Regions from separate parts of the Homo sapiens genome. Here region 2 is linked to region 1. Evidence: read pairs that join two places in POLR2A ChIA-PET (ENCODE). Cell type or tissue: Caco-2. All regions are shown on one strand. Links, peaks and the distances in the headings refer to the core of each region. The heading gives the core; the rest is flanking DNA.

What was found. ChIA-PET counts read pairs that join two places held together with the same protein. Peaks named below come from ENCODE experiments on the same cell type or tissue, not always from the same donor. Only the 100,000 strongest peaks of a DNase experiment are listed, where the experiment ranks them.
Region 2: POLR2A ChIA-PET joins it to region 1 with 18 read pairs; 3 of 35 experiments call an interaction of 5 or more read pairs at or near these places.

The regions. Positions count from the first base shown.
Region 1 is chr17:47,645,009-47,655,305 of GRCh38, forward strand. KPNB1 (karyopherin subunit beta 1) reads left to right here and starts at 4,911. Exons shown (of 22, transcript NM_002265.6): 1 at 4,911-5,276; 2 at 5,378-5,436; 3 at 7,686-7,868. The coding sequence starts at 5,237. KPNB1-DT (KPNB1 divergent transcript) reads right to left here and starts at 4,420. Exons shown (of 4, transcript NR_171700.1): 1 at 4,388-4,420. RefSeq lists an enhancer at 3,066-3,911 and silencers at 4,312-4,581, 4,592-4,641, 4,652-4,831, 5,262-5,331, 5,442-5,581 and 1 more. In Caco-2, for the core only: no CTCF peak of the experiment used is centred there; DNase peaks (open chromatin) are centred at 4,703 and 5,653; H3K4me3 peaks cover 2,967 bases.
Region 2 is chr17:47,383,309-47,393,858 of GRCh38, forward strand. It overlaps EFCAB13 (EF-hand calcium binding domain 13), which reads left to right. Exons shown (of 25, transcript NM_152347.5): 15 at 8,129-8,272. Among named protein-coding and RNA genes, the nearest start is that of EFCAB13, 65 kb to the left of the region's middle. In Caco-2, for the core only: no CTCF peak of the experiment used is centred there; no DNase peak of the experiment used is centred there.

The DNA.
Region 1 (10,297 bases), core at 1-8,000:
AGGGAAGATCTTATATGGTCTTGCCTCCACTCAAAACTAGCTCAACTCAATCCCTTGTTCTCTGTTTTGGGGACACTGGCATTCTTGCAGTAACTTGTAATCCCCAAGCTCCTTCCCACGAGAGTCTCCATACACACTATTCCTCTCTTCTTCACCTGAGTAACTCTCTTCCCTTCCTCAGCTAAGCTTTCCCTGAACTCCCTGACTGGAACCTTCCTTGACATGTGTCACTTTTACAACTTTACATGTTTGAGAGATTAAATGATTAAAGTCTATCTTCCCTAATAGACCAAGGACCACTCACTTAGCACAAAATACATGGTAAGGAGATAACAGCCAATGCATACATAACATGCTAGACTGGCATTCACCATGTCTTTTATTTATTTTTTTAAATTAAAATTAAAGCTGCCATATTTTTCTTTTCTTTTTTGAGACAGGGTCTCGCTGCGTTACCCAGGCTGGAGTGCAACGGCGTGATCTCGGCTCACTGCAACCTCCACCTCCTGGGTTCAAGTGATTCTCCTGCCTCAGCCTCCCGAGTAGCTGGGATTAAAGGCTCCTGCCACTACGCCTGGCTAATTTTTGTATTAAGTACAGACAGGGTTTCACCATGTTGGCCAGGCTGGCCTCAAACTCCTGGGCTCAAGTGATCCTCCAGCCTTGGCCTCCCAAAGTGCTGTGATTATAGGCATGAGCCACTGCACTCAGCCCATTCACCATGTCTTAACTCACTTAGGACCTCCCTATTTGTCCCTACATAGTAAGGACAATTAATAGTCTCATTTTACATTGAGGAAAGTTAACTCACAAACTAAGAAGTGGTAGAGCTGGGATAGGAACTCAGGCACCCAATTTCTGGAGTCTGTGCTCATCACTCAAGCTCCGGTACCTCACCAGCATTTATTGAATGTGAGTACTTTTGATAAGAACTAAACAGCACCATCAGTAACTTTAGTTCAACTAAAGTCAGTTCATTTTGATTTTGGTAAGGATTTTATGTTTGATTGGAACTTTGCTGTAAAACTTTTATTTTCCCAGCATTTTACTTCAGCCACAGGGTCTAGCTGTCACCCAGGCTGGAGTGCAGGATCATAGGTCACTGCAGCCTTAAACTCCTGGCCTCAAGTAATCCTCCTGCCTCACCCTCCTGAAGTACATGCCACCATGCCCGGCTTTTTCAAAATTGTATGGGTTGGGCGTGGTGGCTCACGCCTGTAATCCCAGCACTTTGGGAGGCCGAGGTGGGCGGATAACTTGTGGTCAGGAGTTTGAAACCAGCCTGGCCAACATGGTGAAACCCCATCTGAAATATAAAAAAAATTAGCTGGGCGTGGTGGTGGGTACCTGTAATCCCAGCTACTTGGGAAAACAAGGGATTGAGAACAAGGGATTGAGTCGAGCTAGTGCTGAGCGGAGGCAAGATCATACAAGACCTTGCCTGCCATGCAAGTGGTTTTGTCTATATCCTAAGAGCAAAGGAGAATTGCTTGAACCCGGGAGGCGGAGGTTGCAGTGAGCTGAGATGGCACCACCGCCCTCCAGCCCGGGTGAAAGCGAGACTCTGTATCAAAAAAAGAAAGAAAGAAAGAAAGAAAATTGTATAGAGACAGGGTTTTGCTCTTATTTCAGTTGCTTTAAAAATCCATTTGCCCTCACTGGTATCATCATGACTGATGTTGAGACAGAGGTAGCCCAGCAAACTGCTGGAGAGCAGGGGAAAGTTAGCTTGAGTGAAACAAATTATGGATAATTTGTAGTGTAGGTAACTCAGGTAAGGACAATTCCAGGATTTTCACAGATGTCATCTCACTTAATCTTCATTGACTTTTTAGCGGCGGTGGGGGGACACAGTCTCACTGTCGCCCAGGCTGGAGTGCAGTGGCGCAATCTCGGCTCACTGCAACCTCTGACTTCTGGGTTCAAGTGATTCTCCTGCCTCAGCCTCCCAAGTAGCTAGGATTACAGGCTCCCACCACCACACCCGGCTAATTTTTGTATTTTTAGTACAGACAGGGTTTCACCATGTTGGTCAGGCTGGCCTCAAACTCCTGGGCTCAAGAGATCCTCCAGCCTCAGCCTCCCAAAGTACTGCAATGACAGGCGTGAGCCACCACGCATGGCCAATCTTCATTGATTTCTTTTTTTTTGAAATGGAGTCTTGCTCTGGCACCCAGGCTGAATGCAGTGTTGTTTTGTTTTGTTTTGTTTTGAGATGGAGTCTTGCTGTCATCCAGGCTGGAGTACAGTGGGTTTTTTTTGAGATGGAGTCTTGCTCTGTCACCCAGGCTGGAGTGCGGTGGTGCAATCTTAGCTCACTACCACCTCTGCCTCACGGGTTCAGGCAATTCTCCTGCCTCAGCCTACTGAGTAGCTGGGATTGATTGCAGGTGCCCACCACCACGCCCGGCTAATTTTGTATTTCAGTAGAGACAGGGTTTCACTGTGTTGGCCAAGCTGGTCTCTAACTCCGGACCTCAGTTGATCTGCCCACCTCAGCCTCCCAAAGTGCTGGGATTAAAGGCGTGACCCACCACGCCCTGGCCCAATCTTCACTGATTTATAACAAAGTTACACACACAGGGCAGTTCTTCCACAGTTAATAGATGAAGCAAAAGGCTGGGGTTAGCTGCTAAGCCATGGGAAATCCACTAGTCACAGTATGGTGTGAGGAATGGTGTCCCTACATTTCTAGCTTCAAAACTGCAAAGATATCTCTAGCAGAGAAAGACCATTTCTTCCTCTTTTAACAAAGAGTTGGCCAATCTTTCCTAATTCTTTGTGAAACCTTTCAACAAAGTCAGACTTCCTCCTAGGTTTTCCCAGTGTGGCTACTGCAGGGCAATTACCTCACAAGCTCAAGTCATATGGTAAAAAGCTCTATGAACCAGCTACATCCAATTACCCCTACATCATTACTGTGAAAATGAAACAATTCAAGAAATTCTTTGTTACCATTTATTTTTTCTTTTTTTGAGAGTCTTAACTGTCGCCCAGGCTGAAGTGCAGTGGTGAAGTCTTGGCTCACTGCAACCTCTGCCTCCCGGGTTCAAGAGATTCTGTCTCAGCCTCCTGAGGAGCTGAGATTATAGGCGTGCGCCACCACGCTCGGCTAGGTTTTTTTTTTTTTTTTGTATTTTTAGTAGAGACAGGGTTTCACCATGTTGGCCAGACTGGTCTTGAACTCCTGACCTCAAGTGATCCGCCCGCCTCGGCCTCCCAAAGTGCTGGGATTACAGGCATGAGCCACCGCGCCCGGCCCTATTATTACACTTTTCCTTTATCATTTTAAAAATCTTCATTTTTTTTAAAAGAGACAGGATCTCGCTAAGTTGTCCAGGTTAGTCTTGAACCCCTGGGCTCAAGCGATCCTCCCAAAGTCCTGGGATTGCAGGCCTGAGCCACATACTGTATGCACATTTTTTTTCTTTTCTTTGAGATGGAGTCTCGCTCTGTCGCCAGGCTGGACTGCAGTGGCGCGATATCGGCTCACTGCAACCTCTGCGTCCAGGGTTCAAGCGATTCTCCTGCCTCAGCCTCAGGAATAGCTTGGACTTCAGGTACGCGCCACCACACCGGGCTAATTTTTTATATTTTAGTAGAGACGGGGTTTCACCATGTTGGCCAGGATGGTCTCGATCTCTTGACTCGTCATCCGCCCCCCTCGGCCTCCCAAAGTGCTGGGATTACAGGCGCGAGCCACAGCGCCCGGCCCACGTTTTCTTTATATGCATTTTGCTAAGAAAAGGCATTCATGAGTTTCTTCCGGGGTTGAGAACTGAAACAGGTTAAGAACCACAATCCTTTATTCCTGTACACACATTCTTTCTGGTTCGAGGTTGGGCCTTTACAGGGTACTTTTGGAGGGTGAAACATTTCCATCCTGTCAAGTACCTGGTAGCTATGGATGGGGGGTCTAAGAGGAGGAATCCCTTAGCTCACCCCTAAGCAAGTCAGATTTATCACAGCACAGGTCTCAAGCCCCATATAAGCAGGCTTAGGGGACTCCTTGGAGAGGAAGCTGCTTGTAGGGACAAGGGCCGTCAGGAGAGCTTGAGCTTATCAAGCCACTAACCAGCTGTGTGACCTTGGACAAGTTCCAGACCCTCTCTGGGCTCCTGAACCCATTCCTTACCAAGCCATTAACCAGCTGTGTGACCTTGGACAAGTTCCATACCCTCTCTGGGCTTCAGTTTCCACATCTACACATTGGCAGTGGAGCCACATGGCCTTACGGATCCCTCCCAGCCGAAAGCAGGGTACCAAGCCGACCTAGCCATTAAAGCAGCTTCCTGTGGGCGCGGCGCAGGACTTCAACAGTCCCCCCTCCCCCGCTCAGGCCCGCGAAAACCTCGCGCAACACGCCCCTCGGAGCGACGGCGCTTACCCAACCGCAGCCCCAGCGCTCGAACCCAGCTCCGCCTCTTCCCGGGGGCGTCCCATCGTGCCCCGCGCCGGGCTCCTAGGGTTGCCGGGCACCTCCCGCCTTCCCGCGCCCCGACCCCGAACTCCTCTCCTTAGTTCTCCCGGGCACCCTATCCTATCAACGCCTACTATCCCAGCCAATCGCGCAGGATCCGAGTCGTGCCTCCGGTCCACCCTCCTCCCAGCGCTCAGCCGGTCTGAGCTCAAGGCCTTTACCAAGCCCACCCAATCAACGGCGGGCTCTCTCCTACCCCATCCCAATCTCCCTCCCCTCGGCCAATCCGCGCGCTCCATTCCGCTGCCCGCCCAGCCAACCCGGGCCTTGAAACCAGCAGGCGAATGGGCGCGAGACGGCCCTTCGACGCTGAGCGCCTGGCCAGTTAGGGATTCCGCGTGGCCAGGACAACGGCCAATCGTCGTGGAGCGCGGCGCCTCCGCGGAGAGGTCCGGTCCGAATATCCCTCCGCCTTCCTCCCTCCCTCGCTCCCTCCCTGCGCGCCGCCTCTCACTCACAGCCTCCCTTCCTTCTTTCTCCCTCCGCCTCCCGAGCACCAGCGCGCTCTGAGCTGCCCCCAGGGTCCCTCCCCCGCCGCCAGCAGCCCATTTGGAGGGAGGAAGTAAGGGAAGAGGAGAGGAAGGGGAGCCGGACCGACTACCCAGACAGAGCCGGTGAATGGGTTTGTGGTGACCCCCGCCCCCCACCCCACCCTCCCTTCCCACCCGACCCCCAACCCCCATCCCCAGTTCGAGCCGCCGCCCGAAAGGCCGGGCCGTCGTCTTAGGAGGAGTCGCCGCCGCCGCCACCTCCGCCATGGAGCTGATCACCATTCTCGAGAAGACCGTGTCTCCCGGTAGGACGCAGGAGCCGGGGGTAGGGCTGAGGTGATTGGGGTGGGGGAGGGGAGGCCCGGCCCCTCTGACCCCGCTCCGTCTCCCACTTTCCTCCCCCTAGATCGGCTGGAGCTGGAAGCGGCGCAGAAGTTCCTGGAGCGTGCGGCCGTGGAGAACCTGGTGCGTGCTACCCCGCCGCGCCCATCCCGCCGCGTCCCCATCCCCTGCGTGCGGGGCCTTCCCGCCCTCCCGGAGGCCCAGGCCTCGGGAACCTACCCCGCCCCATCCCGTCCCCCTCCCCCCTCCCCCTCCCCCCCCAACCCGGTCCAACCTAACCCCGCCATCGGGAAGCCGGTGGGTGTGTCCCGCCCCGGGCCTCGCGACTGGCCAATGGCTTGGCGCGCCGAGCTGCCTGCCGCCCAATCGTTGCGCGGCCTGAGGGCGGCGGTGCAGCGGGAGGGAGAAAGAGGGAGGGAAGGGAAGTTAGGTTGCGCGGCGCTGCGTGTTCAGCAGGGGTGGGGGCGGGGGAGTCGGGCCTAGGGGCCATGTGGAAGCTCCGGGCCCGGCCGCCCGCCCTGTCTGACCCCGGCCGGCTTCTCCTTCCTATCCCGTGGCCCCTGTGGCTCTCCCCACCTATTTCCTAGAGCTCTGCCCTTTCCTAGCTACCTTGGTCTGTACTCATGGCCAGGCCTGGCACCCGACTGCCTCTTAACCCATTTCCACTGATATTTTTCCCTCTTTGCTCGGTTATTCCTCTCTTGGGGTTTTTTCTTTTTCTTTCTTTCTTTTTTTTTTTTCTTCTGACCTGGATGAATAGAGACCTAATCACTAGGGATCTGCACCCAGAAAACAGACTGAGGCTCATCTTTGAGATGGGGCCTGTTTGCTGATGAAATCACAGGGGAAAGTTCCTCGTTTTTCATATTTTAAAATTTAAGGGGTCCGGAGAAAATGAAGCTAAGTCCGCTAGAGACTGGTCCTTTGTATAAAAATGTGGGATGGATTGGTTGAAACAGCCTAGATGCCAGTTAAGTTTCTCTTTGGTGTCCATCTCCTGTTGGGGGATGGGGTCAGAGGGAAGGATTGGATGATGCTTGACATCTTTGAGAAAGGTAATAGGAATTAAGTCTGAGTAACACTAACCATATGTGTTCCTTTGTGTTATATAGGCAAAATGTCAACATCAACAAAGTGACAAGGCTTATTTTATACAGACTGCCTTTGAATGATTTTTTTGTTGTTTTTCATATGTGCCAATTTTTACAACTAACCTGTTTATCCTTTCCTAGAAGAGATTTTTCCACTAGTATAGGCTGATAATTCCATTTAGGGTATTATTCCTGTTTCTGCTTTTGCAAATTTTGCAAAAAGCTTTTTATCTTATTCCTAACATTCTTAACATTCTTTAGTGGTACATAATTAATAAAACTTTTAAGAATTATCTTCTGCTGTGATTGCAGAGCTTGTTAGCAGTAAGAAAAATGTGTCTGCTTTTGACTTTTCCTGCTAACTTTGCTGTTTGGGCACGGTTTTTGGTGGAGAGGTGTGTGTGTGCTAAATTTTTAAACAAAGGGAGTAGTTTTTGAGGCCTGTGGATTACAAAAGGTTACAAAAGAACATGCTTTTCAGGGATCCACTGTATTCCTCAACTAAAGTCCAAATGTAAAGGAGCAAGTAATTGTTGATCATTAGATACAAAGTTATTTTGCTTGAACAGCTTGCCTGAAGATTTTTTCTTTCACTTTTTCCCTATTTCTAAATATCTTATCACTTTTCCTTATAAATCTGCTTTTTTCATTGTTCCCTTTTTGCTGAGTGCCCACAAATAAAACGGAGGATGAGGCTCCTAAGTTTGTTTTAGGCTTATCTGTATTTCCCCCTCTCATAAAAGATCACCTCCTTCCATGGATTGAAAAGCTACCCTGCTGCTGCCATGAGATGGAAAGTTGGATCATTCTTTTGGGACCAAGGTTTTTGAAATTTAGATAAACAGTTTTATTTTCTACCCCCCATCATAACAGCCATTCATTTAACAAACATTGAGTACCAGACATTATTAAAAGTTCTTGGGACACCTCAGTATACATAGAAGACTGACTACTACTACCATACTCTGAAACCTTGCAATTCGGGGGTCTAACATGACAATTTGGGCACTAAGAATGATCTTGATAGGGAAATCTGTAATTCCTCATTAAGTGCTAGGCTCCACGAGAAAAGTGGAAGACTTCCTGTTACACTAAGTAACATTTTTATAGAAGTCAGTGAAGTAAATATTTTGTGGTTTCCTGAAATGCTTATATCAAAAAAAAATTAGACATTAGTTCCCCCCCTCGCCGCCCCTCTGGTGGTTCAGTGCTCTATAAATTATCCTCAGTTGTGGAAATTCCTAAGATATTTTTATTTACAAATTTATCTTCCCTTAACAGCCCACTTTCCTTGTGGAACTGTCCAGAGTGCTGGCAAATCCAGGAAACAGTCAGGTTGCCAGAGTTGCAGCTGGTCTACAAATCAAGAACTCTTTGACATCTAAAGATCCAGATATCAAGGCACAATATCAGCAGAGGTGGCTTGCTATTGATGCTAATGCTCGACGAGAAGTCAAGAACTATGTGAGTAACGCTTATCTGTTTGGTTATATTGCCCAGAGAACAAGAAATCGCTTTCTCAGATCTTTTGCTATTTGCATGGGATAGAGCTAACAGTGTGATAGGTTTCTGGGACCTCAACTTTACCTAAAGATAAAAATTGTCTTTGTCTTAAATCTTTCTCAACACAGCTTGTCCATTCCCATTGATGGATTGGAATTCTTTTTAGATGACTGAGGTAGGCTGCAGCAGTTTGGGAAACTTTAATTACGTGCCATAATTGGTAAAATCTGTTTGGCAAATGGGAGTAGTGTACAAATTGGTGCTACATTTGTATAAAAATTAGGGAATTTGTTAATAGGTATTTCCAAGCTCTCCAGAAATTCCGATTCGGTACTTCTGGAGTACAGCTCAGGGAATTTTTTTTTTTTTTTTTTTTTGGAGACAGTCTTGCTCTGTTGCCCAGGCTGGAGTGCAATGGCATGATCTCGGCTCACTGCAGCCTCCGCCTCCCAAGTAGCTGGGATTACAGGCACCCACCACCATGCCCAGCTAATTTTTGTACTTGAAGTAGAGACGGGGTTTCACCATGTTGGCCAGGCTGGTCTTGAACTCCTGACCTCAGGTGATCTGCCTGCCTTGGCTTCCCAAAGTGCTGGGATTACAGGAGTGAGCCACCTCGCCTGGCTGTTGTTGTTTTTAAATTAAGTTCTTTAGTGATCTGTCTTACATGGGTAAGGCACAAAGAGGAGTGAGTTAAATATCTGTGCAGTCATCATTTTGTCCTTGGTATTTGAGTGGAAACTAGTGGGGAATTCCTACATATGTACTTGTGCAGGACATGGTTATGCACATCATACTTGCTATTTCCTGGTTCTAGATATCAGCATTAGGTAAAGTAGTGCCCTGTAAGGCAGTAACTTCTGTATCTGGTTGTGTACCTCCTTCTGTCACCAATCTTGCATACCCATGATAAGGAGCCGGGTTATTAAATCCAACTTGGTTTCAAATCGTTTTGGAGCATGTAGAGCTGTTTCTATTCATGTTGGTTCTGCTTGTGTAATAACAACATTTTAATTCCTTCTCCCTCAGCTAAGTGACATAAATGGAAGTATATTCTATCACTGGAAATCTCGATACTGATAGTGCCCATTCAGTTTCTCATCTTCCTTAATTTACACACTAGTAAATGGGATAAGATGTAATTGGAATTGTAATTGGCTTATTTTTTGGCACATCACTCTTAACACCAACCCTTTAAAAAAAAATTAGACAATAATGGCTGGGCGCAGTGGCTCATGCCTGTCATCCCAGCACTTTGAGAGGCCGAGGTGGGTGGATCACCTGAGGTCAGGAGTTCGAGACCAGCCTGGCCAACATGGCGAAACCCTGTCTCTACTAAAAATACAAAAATTAGCTGGCTGTGGCGGTGGATACCTGTAGTCTCAGCTACTCTGGAGGCTTAGGCAGGAGAATTGCTTGAACCTGGGAGGCGGAGATTGTGGTGAGCCAAGATTGCGCATTGCACTCCAGCCTGGGTGACAGAGTGACACTCCATTTCTTAAAAAAAAAAAAAAAAAAAAAATTAGATAATTTGTATAGGCATGGTTAAGCCCTCGGGCATGAGAAAAAAGCTAACAGTACCTTGGCCTTTTTCCCTTTCATAGCACAACGATAACTAATACTAAGTTTCACTGTTGGTGATCTTTTTTGAAATCTGGATATTGGGGCACAATTGGGAGCTAGTTTCTCTTTTCTGATAATTGAATATTACTATTAAGGTTACCTCTAGTTTAAACAGAAAACTTTTAGTACTCAGGAGGTGGACATCCGTAGTTTCTAAATCACCTCAAGTAATATGGAGTCTTCAGAAAGCAATCTAAAGGAAAAAGGTAAAGGTAGAATGGGATTCAGTGCACTCCACATATGTACTAGGAGACTATGTAGTGTGGTGTGAAGGCACCCTGGACTTGGGTTAATAATACCCATTCAGCCCCTGATATTTTGGACAATTCACCTTGTTTTTCCCCCTCATTCCCTCGTGTCTTTGACATACCGTTTTTGTCCATTCTAGCTCTGCTAGTCCTCGAGAGCAAAGCCTTTCATTTAACATCAATCAGAACTGTTTGTAGTTGGGTAGAGCTGATGGGGGTGGGGGCCAGGGATGATGATATACCGTATAAGAAGGAAAGGGGGAGTTCATTATTGGTGCTAGCTGCAAAGCAGGATACTAAGTGATCCGACCCAGTCAGCAGAGCTGGCCTGAATATCTGGCAGCTATTCTTTGTCCCGTGTTCATGCCAGAACAGTTAACTGTTTGCCTTTGAGTGGACTACTGATTCTTAGTGAGTTCATTGACTGAATTAGCTGATCACGGTAATAATTAGCTCTAGGTCAATTGTGGCTTCATCTTTTATCATACCTGTGCCTTTACTCTTTACATAAATGGTGGC
Region 2 (10,550 bases), core at 1,640-9,639, 260 kb before region 1:
TGTTTTCTGATAGCATTTGAATTTGTTTGCTCTTGCTTCTCTAGTTCTTTTAATTGTGATGTTAGGGTGTCGATTTTAGATCTTTCCTGCCTTCTCCTGTGGGCATTTAGTGCTATAAATTTCCCTCTAAACACTGCTTTAGCTGCATCCCAGAGATTCTGGTACATTGTGTCTTTGTTCTCATTGGTTTCAAGTAACTTATTTATTTCTGCCTTCATTTCATTATTTACCCAGTAGTCATTCAGGAGCAGGTTGTTCAGTTTCCATGTAGCTGTTTGGTTTTGAGTGAGTTTCTTAATCCTGAGTTCTAATTTGATTGCACTGTGGTCTGAGAGACTGTTGTGATTTCCATTCTTTTGCATTTGCTGAGGAGTATTTTGCTTCCAATTATGTGGTCAATTTTAGAATAAGTGCGATGTAGTGCTGAGAAGAGTGCATATTCTGTTGATTGGGGGTGGTCAATTTTAGAATAAGTGCGATGAAGTGCTGAGAAGAATGTATATTGTTGGTTGGGGGTGGAGAGTTCTGTAGGTGTCTATTAGGTCTGCTTAATCTAGAGCTGAGTTCAAGTCCTGAAAATCCTTATTAATTTTTTGTTTCCTTGAGCTGTCGACTATTGATAGTGGGGTGTGAAATTCTCTCACTTTCATTGTGTGGGAGTCTAAGTATCTTTGTACGTCTCAAAGAACTTGTTTTATGAATCGGGGTACTCCTGCATTGGGTGCATATATATTTAGGATAGTTAGCTCTTCTTGTTGCATTAATCCCTTCTTTGTCTTTTTTGATCTTTGTTGGTTTAAGGGCTGTTTTATCACAGACTAGGATTGCAACCCCCAGTTTTTTTTTTTTGTTTTTTTTTTTTTGCTTTCCATTTGCTTGGTGAATAGTTCCCCATCCCTTTATTTTGAGCCTATGTGTGTCTTTGCATGTGAGATGGGTCTCCTGAATACATTTAATTTGCCAGTCTGTGTCTTTTAATTGGGGCATTTAGCCCCTTCACATTTAAGGTTAATATTGTTCTATGTTAATTTCATCCTGTCATCATGATGCTAGCTGGTTATTTTGAACATTAGTTGATGCAGTTTCTTCATAGTGTGATTGGTCTTTATATACGACTGTTTTTTTTTTTTGCAGTGGCTGGTATTAAGAAAGTTTTTCTTATATTAAGAAAGTTTTTCCCTTCTTAATATTTAGTGCTTCCTTCAGGAGCTCTTGCAAGGCAGGCCTGGTGTTGACAAAATCCCTCAGCGTTTGCTTGTATGTAAGGATTTTATTTCTCCTTCACTTATAAAACTTAGTTTGGCTGGATATGAAATTCCAGTTAGAAAATTCTTTTCTTTAAGAATGTTGAATATTGGCCCCCACTCTCTTTTGGCTTGTAGGTTTTCTGCAGAGAGATCTGCTGTTAGTCTGATGGGCTTCCCTTTGTAGGTAACCTGACCTCTCTCTCTGGCTGCCCTTAACTTTTTTTTTTTTTATTGAGAAGGAGTCTCGCTCTGTTGCCCAGGCTGGAGTGCAGTGGCACATCTCCGCTCACTGCAAGCTCCGCCTCCTGGGTTCACGCCATTCTCCTGCCTCAGCCTCCCACGTAGCTGGGACTACAGGCGCCCACCACCACGCCTGGCCAATTTTTTGTATTTTTTTAGTAGAGATGGGGTTTCACCGTGTTAGCCAGGATGGTCTCGATCTCCTGACCTTGTGATCCGCCCGCCTCGGGCTCCCAAAGTGCTGGAATTACAGGCGTGAGCCACCACGCTCAGCCAACTTTTATTCCTCCATTTCAACCGTGGAGAGTCTGATGATTTTGTGCCTTAGGGTTGCTCTTCTCAAGGAGTATCTTAGTGGTATTCTCTGTATTTCCTGAATTTGAATGTTGCCCTGTCTTGCTAGATTGGGGAAGTTCTCCCAGATAATATCCTGAAGTGTGTTTTCCAATTTGGTTCCATTCTCCCCTGTCACTTTCAGGGACCCTAATCAATCGTAGGTTTGGTCTTTTCACATAGTCCCATATTTCTTGGAGGCTTCGTTCATTCCTTTTCAATCTTTTGTCTCTAATCCTGTCTTCATGTCTTATTTCAGTAAGTTGAACTTCAATCTCTGATATCCTTTCTTCTGCTTGATTGATTCAGCTATTGATACTTGTGTATGCTTCATGAAGTTCTTGTGCCGTGTTTTTCAGCCCCATCAGGTCATTTATGTTCTTCTCTAAATTGGTTGTTCTATTAGCAGTTCCTGTAACCTTTTGTCAGGGTTCTTAGCTTCTTTGCATTGGGTTAGAACATGCTCCTTTAGCTCAGAGGAGTTTGTTATTACCCACCTTCTGAAGCCTACGTCTGTCAAATCATCAAACTCATTCTCTGTCTAGTTTTGTGCCCTTGCTAGAGAGGAGTTGCAATCATTTGGAGGAGAAGAGGCATTCTGGTTTTTGGAATTTTCAGCGTTTTTGTGCTGGTTTGTCCTCATCTTTATGGATTTACCTACCTTTGATCTTTGGATGGTGTTTCTGTATGGGGGTTCCTTATGTTGATGATGTTACTGCTTTCTGTTTGTTACTTTTTCTTCTAACAGTCATGCCCGTCTTCTGCAGGTCTGCTGCAGTTTGCTGGAGGTCCATTCCAGACCTTATGTGCCTGGGTATTACTAGTGTAGGCTGCAGAACAGCAAAGATTGCTGTTGCTCCTTCTTCTGGAAGCTTTGTCCCAGAGGGGCACCAGGCTGATGCCAGCCAGAGCTCTCCTGCATGAGGTGTCTGACAATCGCTGTTGGGAGGTCTCTCCCCATCAGGAGGTATGGAGGTCAGGGACCCAGTTGAGGAGGCAGTCTGTCCCTTAGCAGAGCTCAAGCGCTGTGCTGGGAGAGCCCTCCTTGTCAGGATCTGCTGCTCTCTTCAGAGTCAGCAGGCAGGAACGTTTAAAGTCCGCTGAAGTTGTGCCCACAGCCGCCCCTTCCCCCAGATACGCTGGTCCAGTGAGATGGGAGTTTTATCTATAACCCCTTGACTGGGGCTGGTGCCTTTCTTTCAGAGATGCCCTTCCCAGTGAAGAGGAATCTAGAGAGGCAGTCTGGCTGCAGCCACTTTGCCACACTGTGTTGAGCTCCACCCAGTCCGAACTTCCAGGCCTTTTTAGCGCTGTCAGGGGAAAACAAGCCTCAGTAATGGCAGATGCCCTTCCCCACACCAAGCTTGATCCTCCTAGTTTGACTTCAGACTGCTGTGCTGGTAGCGAGAATTTTAACCCAGTGGTTCTTAGCTTGCTGGGCTCCATGGGAGTGGGTCCCGCTGAGCGAGACCACTTGGCTCCCTGGCTTCAGCCCCTTTCCAGGGGAGTGAACAGCTCTGTCTCGCTGGGATTCCAGGTGCCTCTGGGGTACAAAAAAAAACTCCTGCAGCTAGCTTGGTGTCAGCCCAAACAGCCGCCCAGTTTTATGCTTGAAACCCAGGGCCCTGGTGGTGTAGGCACGCGAAGGAATCTCCTGGTCTGTGGATTGCAAAAACCGTGGGGAAAGCATAGTATCTGGCCCAGATAGCACAGTCTCTCAAGGCTTCCCTTGGCTGGGGGAGGGAGCCCTCCCACCCCCTCCCCGCCGCCGCCTGCTCCTTGCACTTCGTGGGTGAGGCGATGCCCAACCCTGCTTCTGCTCGCCCTCCATGGGCTGCACCCACTGCCCAACCAGTCCCAATGAGATGAGCAGGGTACGTCAGTTGGAAATGCAGAAATCACCGGCCTTCTGTGTTGGTCTTGCTGGGAGCTGCAGACCGGAGCTGTTCCTGTTCAGCCATCTTGCCAGCAGTCTCAGTGTTTGCATAGTTTCCAAAATTCCTTAGTTATTGATTTTTAGTTTTATTATATCGGGATCAGAAAAGTACTTCATATGATTTTGACTTTTTAAAATTTGTTGAGACTTCTTTTGTGGCCTGACGTGTGGCCTATCCTGGAGAATGTTCGATGTGCTGATGAGAATAATGTGTATTTGCAGCAGTTGGATGAAATGTTCTGCAAATGTCAGGTTCATTTGATCTAGAGTGTAGTTTAACTTTGATGTTTCTTTGTTGATTTTCTTTCTGGATCATCTGTCCATTACTGAGAATGGTGTGTTGAAGTCCTCTACTAGGATTGCATTGCAGTCTCTCTCTCCCTTTAGGTCTATTAATGTTTGCTTTATATATTTGGGTCCTCTGTTGTTGTGTACATACATATTTATAATTGTTATATCCTCTTACTGGATCAGCCCCTTTATTATTACTTGGTGACCTTCTTTGTCTCTACAGTCTTTGATGAGATTTCCTTAAAACCACTATTTTGGATTCTTTATCTGAGAGCTCACACATTGCTGTCTTATTAAGGTCAGTTACTAGTTCTTTACTCTGTCCATCTGAGGAGGTCATGGTTCCTAGTTTGCTGTTCTTCCTTGTGGACATATGTCTATATCTTGTCATTGAACCATTAATTATTTATTCCAGTCTTTGCTGTCTAGCTTGTTTTGGTCTTCCCAGGGTATATATGCTTAGAGGATTTTTGCACTTTGCCTGTTGAGTCACCTTAACCCTAGATCACTGCATCTTTTTGTTACTAGATTGTATTTTAAACCCAGATTTGCCTTGGCTTCACAACTGTTCAGAGTCCTGCATGTCTCAAATGGGGAGGTCTCAAAAGCGATACTCTAGCTGTGTGGGAAGGCTGTCTATAGGTTCATGCTGAGTGGAGCCATGGCATGTGCCTTCCTACAGTGTGGTACTGCTGAACAGCCACTCTGATTTGGTGTCTCCTTTGGCTGAGATAAAGAGCAGAATTTTGTGGCCTGGGGTTGCTGGTCCCACCTCTCTTTTAGTTTCTAGCTGCCCTCAGGGGGTTTATTGCCTATAGGCACTCATAATACTTCCTTTGGGTTGATTCAGGAATGGTTTTCCTGTAAAGGAACCCAAGATGGTGGGGAAGCTGGCTGACTGCCATGGTCTCACTTTTTCCACTGTAGAAATGAAGATTTCAGGGGGACTTTTCCTCATGGTACCTGGCAGTTTGGGGGAGGGGTGTTGTGGATATAGAAGTCCTTTTTTCTTAACATCTGCTTGGAGATTTTCACTTCTCTGTGCCCCCAGGAGTCATTTCAGCTTCAGATGTGAGTTCTGGGATATTACTGGTGTTAATCTTGGCACTGGATATTTGTTTTTGGTTTTCAGTAGGGGAGAATGAAGCCAGATTGCTTCTGTTCTGCCATTTTGGTGACATCACACTTCTGGTTTCTAAGGTTAATTTATGTAGTATGTATCGGTAGTTCATCCCCTTTTAAGGCTAAATAAATCTATATTATATTGTATGGATATTCTTTACTTTGTTGGTGGTCCATTGGCTCATGGACATTTGATTATTTCCAGTTTGGGGCTGTTATGAATAATACTGAAATTAACATTTGTATACATGTCTTCCTCTGGACATACACTTTTATTTCTCTTGGGGAGATTCCTAAGAGAAGAATTTTAGTCTATATGGTGAATTTATGTTTAACTCTTAAACTGTCAAAACTGTTTTCCAAAGTGTTTATAACATTTTCATTTTTCACCAACAATGTATGAGGATTCTAGTTTCTTCACATCTTCTCAACACTTGATTTTTTTTTTTATTATAACTGTTATAATAGGTGTGAAATGGTATTTCACTGTGGTTTTAGTTTTGCATTTCCTTAATGAGTAATGATGTCAAGCATATTTTCACATGCTTACTAGCCATTCATAATCTTTTTTTTGAGACTGGGTCTTGCTCTGTCATCTAGGCTGGAGTGCAATGGCTGAATCATTGCACACTGCAGCCTAGACCTCCTGGGCTCAAATAATCCTTCCACCTCAGCTTCCCAAGTAGCTGGGATCACAGGCACATGCCACTCAGCCCAGCTAATTTTTAAAAATAATCTTTTGTAGAGATGTGGTCTCCCTGTGTTGCTCAGGCTGGTCTTGAACTCCTGGTATCAAGCAATTCCCCGCTTGGCCTCTGAAAATGCTGAGATGGCAGGTGTGAGCCACTGTACTCCCAAGCGTATAGCTCTTTATATGGACCTGCATCAAGGAAGCATTGTGTGAGTTCAAGCAAGAAAGCCCCATGACAAACTAAACAAGATTCTCAAAGGTACAGCTCTTTATATTCACTCAGCAGCCACTTTACAATCCCAAGTCTTAGAGGGTTAGGTGAGAATAGAGTTCTTATCAGCCACCTCATGAATTTAGAACCATCTTTCCCCTTGCTGACTCAATACAGTGACCAGGCCCCTCATTTCATCTTTTTTTTTTTTTTTTTTACCCTATCCCTCTCTGACAGATTATGCTAACTTTGAATCTCAAGAATAATAGTTGGAAACTCATTCTCTTCTTTTACCTGGGCTTTTTGTATAAATGGTCCACCCTTTCCCCAGATTTCTGCATTCCATGTGGTATTGGATGTATAGAAGCTGAGCTGATGAAAGAAAAATGTTTCTGTTATTCTACCCCTACAGTGGCTGCAAATGATTTTCCATTTTATCTCAAATTTGCTTAAGGTGACTTGCTGTTTCTACCTGTAAAATTAAAAAAGAGCTTTTAATTTTTAAATGGGAATTTTGTTCACTTAAAAATTTCTTTCACAAGATAGGGACATGTATCTTGCTGTATGTACTATTTACACATCTTCTTTAAAAGAATCATCTTTTAAATAATCATTTTAAGAATCATCAAGTTCAGACATCAGTTTGATCATCACTTGTTTGTTTAGAAAGCCATAATGATTTCCAGTGACTACTTAAAGTTTATACCTGGTAATGGCTTTAATGCCCTCTGCTGCCTAGCTTCCTACTTTACCTATCCTAATCAATTAGAGAAAACCTATTTAATTTGTTCTAGAGTTTGTGTGTGTATATGTGTGTATGTGTATATATTGTGTGTGTTTGTATATTATAAAACTTATTGAGAGAGGGGTAGAATATACAAACACAATATACACAAACAATATTCACACACAATATACACGCATACACAACCTCTGTTTTTTTCATACACACACACACACACACACTTTCTCTCTCTCTCTCTGTGTTTTTTCATCTTTTTCTTCAAGTGATTTAAGGTGCCACCTCTACTTTGAAGTTTTCTGATTAAACCAGATGAATTCCAGTTAGCCAACCTTCTTAAGAGTTCAGTATATTTGTAAGTAATTTCCTTTAAGAATGCTTTAATTGCAGTAAAAATTTATCAGTTTAAATTTTGTGGAGAAAATACTGACCAAATTTATGAAGAGTAAATTCCAAGTTATTATAAGAAGAGATGTAGAATAGTTATTCCTAAGTAATAATATGTATATTTAGAAAGATAAACTAAGGTGAATTTACCAAAGACTGAGCCATGTATTGCCACAAAATTATCCAAGTTTATCATTTTGGATTGAAAATTTTCTGCTTGTATTTCTGCTACTGAGAAGCAGAGTACAAAGAATTTTAAATTGTTGAATTAAATGGAGAAATTATATAATATTTTGTTCCTATGTATTTCAGTTATGGTACTATCAGTGCAATTAAATTGGTGCTTCCTTAGGTTCAGAGACTATAGTATAGTAGAATAATATATATGTGTATGTGTGTCTGTCTGTCTATCTATCTATCTGTCTATCTATCTATCTATCATATATTTTTTGAGATGGTCTTGCTCTGTTGCCTAGGTTGAAGCACAGTGGTACTATCATAGCTCACCTCAGCCTTCATCTTCTGGGCTCAAGCAATTCTCCTACCTCAGCCTCCCCAGTAGCTAGGAATACAGGTGCACACCACTATGCCCAGCTAATTTTTTATTTTTTTGTGGAGACAGGGGTCTTGCTTTGTTGCCCAAGCTGCTTTCAAATCCCTGGCCTCAAGTGATTCTTCCGCCTGGCCTCTCAAAGTGTTTGAATTACAGGTGTGAGCTACTGTGTGTGGCCTAGAATAATATATTTTTGACTTTGATTTTGATACTTACTTTTTTTATTAAAGATTCTAGATATGCTTTTAGTATATAACACTGCTGAAGTGATTTATATTTTTGTTAATTTAGTGTTAGAACTAAAATTCATCTTGTTAGTGGTGTTTTATTTTTGACTTATATTTAATACTTATTAGCATACTCCTTTATTTTTAGCGTTGCCTGGTGTCATTAAAGCCATTGATAAAATTAAAGATAAAAATGTGGATTATGAGGATCTAAATACTTGTCTTCAAAATTTTGGTATTTACCTTTCTAAGCCAGAATTTAAGAAGATCACAGAACTGACTGAAGCTGGTGGTGAGTGATATATTTTCAGGCAAACTGCATTGACACATCTGGAAGGAGGGTCAATTTGTTATTTTTTTCTTAGAAAAATGACTAATTTTTTTATTATAAAAAGTTAAAATTAAACTAATACAAAAAGTATGGAAATACTCAAAAGTACAAGAAAACACTCAAAAGCCTGTTATTTAGGAATAACCAGTATTAATAGTCTTTTTAATTAAAAAAAAATTTTATTTATTTATTCTTTAAATAATCTTTTCAAGATTTTTTTTCCTAGGCAAAAATGCAGACAAAAAGAAAGCAGAATTTGTGGTATTGCTGTCTGACAAGGTAGAAGTCAGGACAAAAGGCATTAAATTGGGGCAAATAGGGATTCATTATTATGTCAAAACCTACAATTCACAATAAAGTTAAACCATTTTTGAGTATCTGTGCCCATATAACCTAGCAGCAGCTCTTCTAAAGGAAAGGGTGAGAGTGGCTCGACAGGAGACTGGGGTTATAGGTGAAATAATATTGTCTATGAGTTGATAATTGTTGACGCTAGAGATAGTATATGAACATATTACACTATTCTATTTTGTGTATATTTAACATTTTCCATAATAAAAAGTAAAAAAAGGAATATGTCTAAGTTGTATGATACCTGTATAGAGAAAATAAGACTATGTGAAGACATTAAAATCTAGATAAATAAGAATGTATCCCATGTCTGTAGATTCAGAGACCCAAGACTGTCAATTCTCTAATTAACTTATTTATTCAAAGCAATTCTAATAAAACCCTGACTTTTTTGTAAGCTAATTCTAATATTTATATGAATGACTAAAGGCTAAGAATAGCTAAAGCACTCTTGAAGAAGAACATTTGTGGAGATATGTGTGTGTTGGGGGGTGGGGGTTGGGAGGAACTTGCTCTCCTGGATATCAAATCTCCTTATAAAGCCGTAGTGACTAAAAGAGTGTGAGAATGGCAAAGGGATAGAGAAATTTACCAATAGGACAAGATAAGGAACTTCCAAACATATCCACAAACATACATGGCAACATATATGATAAAGTGGTGGATAACTGGGGAAAGAAGGACCATTTAATAAATGGTACTGAAAAAATTACTTATTCAAATGGAAAGAATAGTTAGATCCCTGTCTCACTCCGTATTCAATAATTTCCAGGTGTGAGAACTAAGGTTTAGAAAAAACAAAGGGAAGAAAAATTTTCTGACGTAGGATTTTTTAAGATATGAAATAAGAAACTAGAAAAGATTGATAAATTTGCATACATTAAGAACTTCTCTTTGTTAAAAGATACAACAAAGAGAATGAAATACAAGCCACACACTGGTTATTTGCAACACTTACAACAGTGATGATTATCGTAGAGAATATATAGGCAACTTTTACAAACCAACAACTCAACAGATATTATAGAAGTTTTCCACATGAAGACACAAGTTGCTAATAATCACATGAAAAGGTTCTCAACATCCTTAGTAATTAGGGAAGTGCAAAGTTTAGGTCATAATGAGATACTTAAAAAAAAAAGAGGGATCTGTTGGCCTCAAACTCCTGGGCTCAAGCAATCCTCCCACCTCATCTTCCTGAGTAGCCGGGACTAAAGGCACAAGCCACCATGCCTGGCTCATGACATACATTTTTATATCCACTAAAATTGGGAAAAAGTAAGAAATATGTTATTCTAAGTATTGGTAAATATGGTGAAAGTGGTAAAACCACTTTGGAAAATAATATGTAGTATCTTGTAACATTTGCATATCCCATGGTTTAGAAATACTATTCTTAGCTATAAATCCTGGAAAATCTCTTGGACTTAAGTACCAGGAAGCATATTCAAGAATGTACATGGCAGCACTGATCTTAATGGCAAAAAAGGAGAAAGAAAGCAGCATGATATTCATCCACAGAATGTATACATAAATTGTGGTATACACCATTGTGTATTCATATAATGGAAACCCCATCTCTCCTAAAAATATGAAAATTAACTGGGCATGGTGACGTGCCTGTAATCCCAGCTGCTTGGGAGGCTGAGGTGGGAGAATCGCTTGAACCTGGGAGGTGGAGGTTGCAGTGAGCTGAGATTGCACCGCTGCACTCTAGCGTGGGTGACAGAGTGAGACTCTTTCTCAAAAATAAATAAATAAATAAATAAATAAATAAATAAATAAAAATAAAAATAAATAAAAGTTAAAAATATTATGTATGCTTGAGAGGGACTGGAAGAATTTTGACCCGTTTTCTTGGTGTTTTTCAGCGTTTACTTCTCTACTG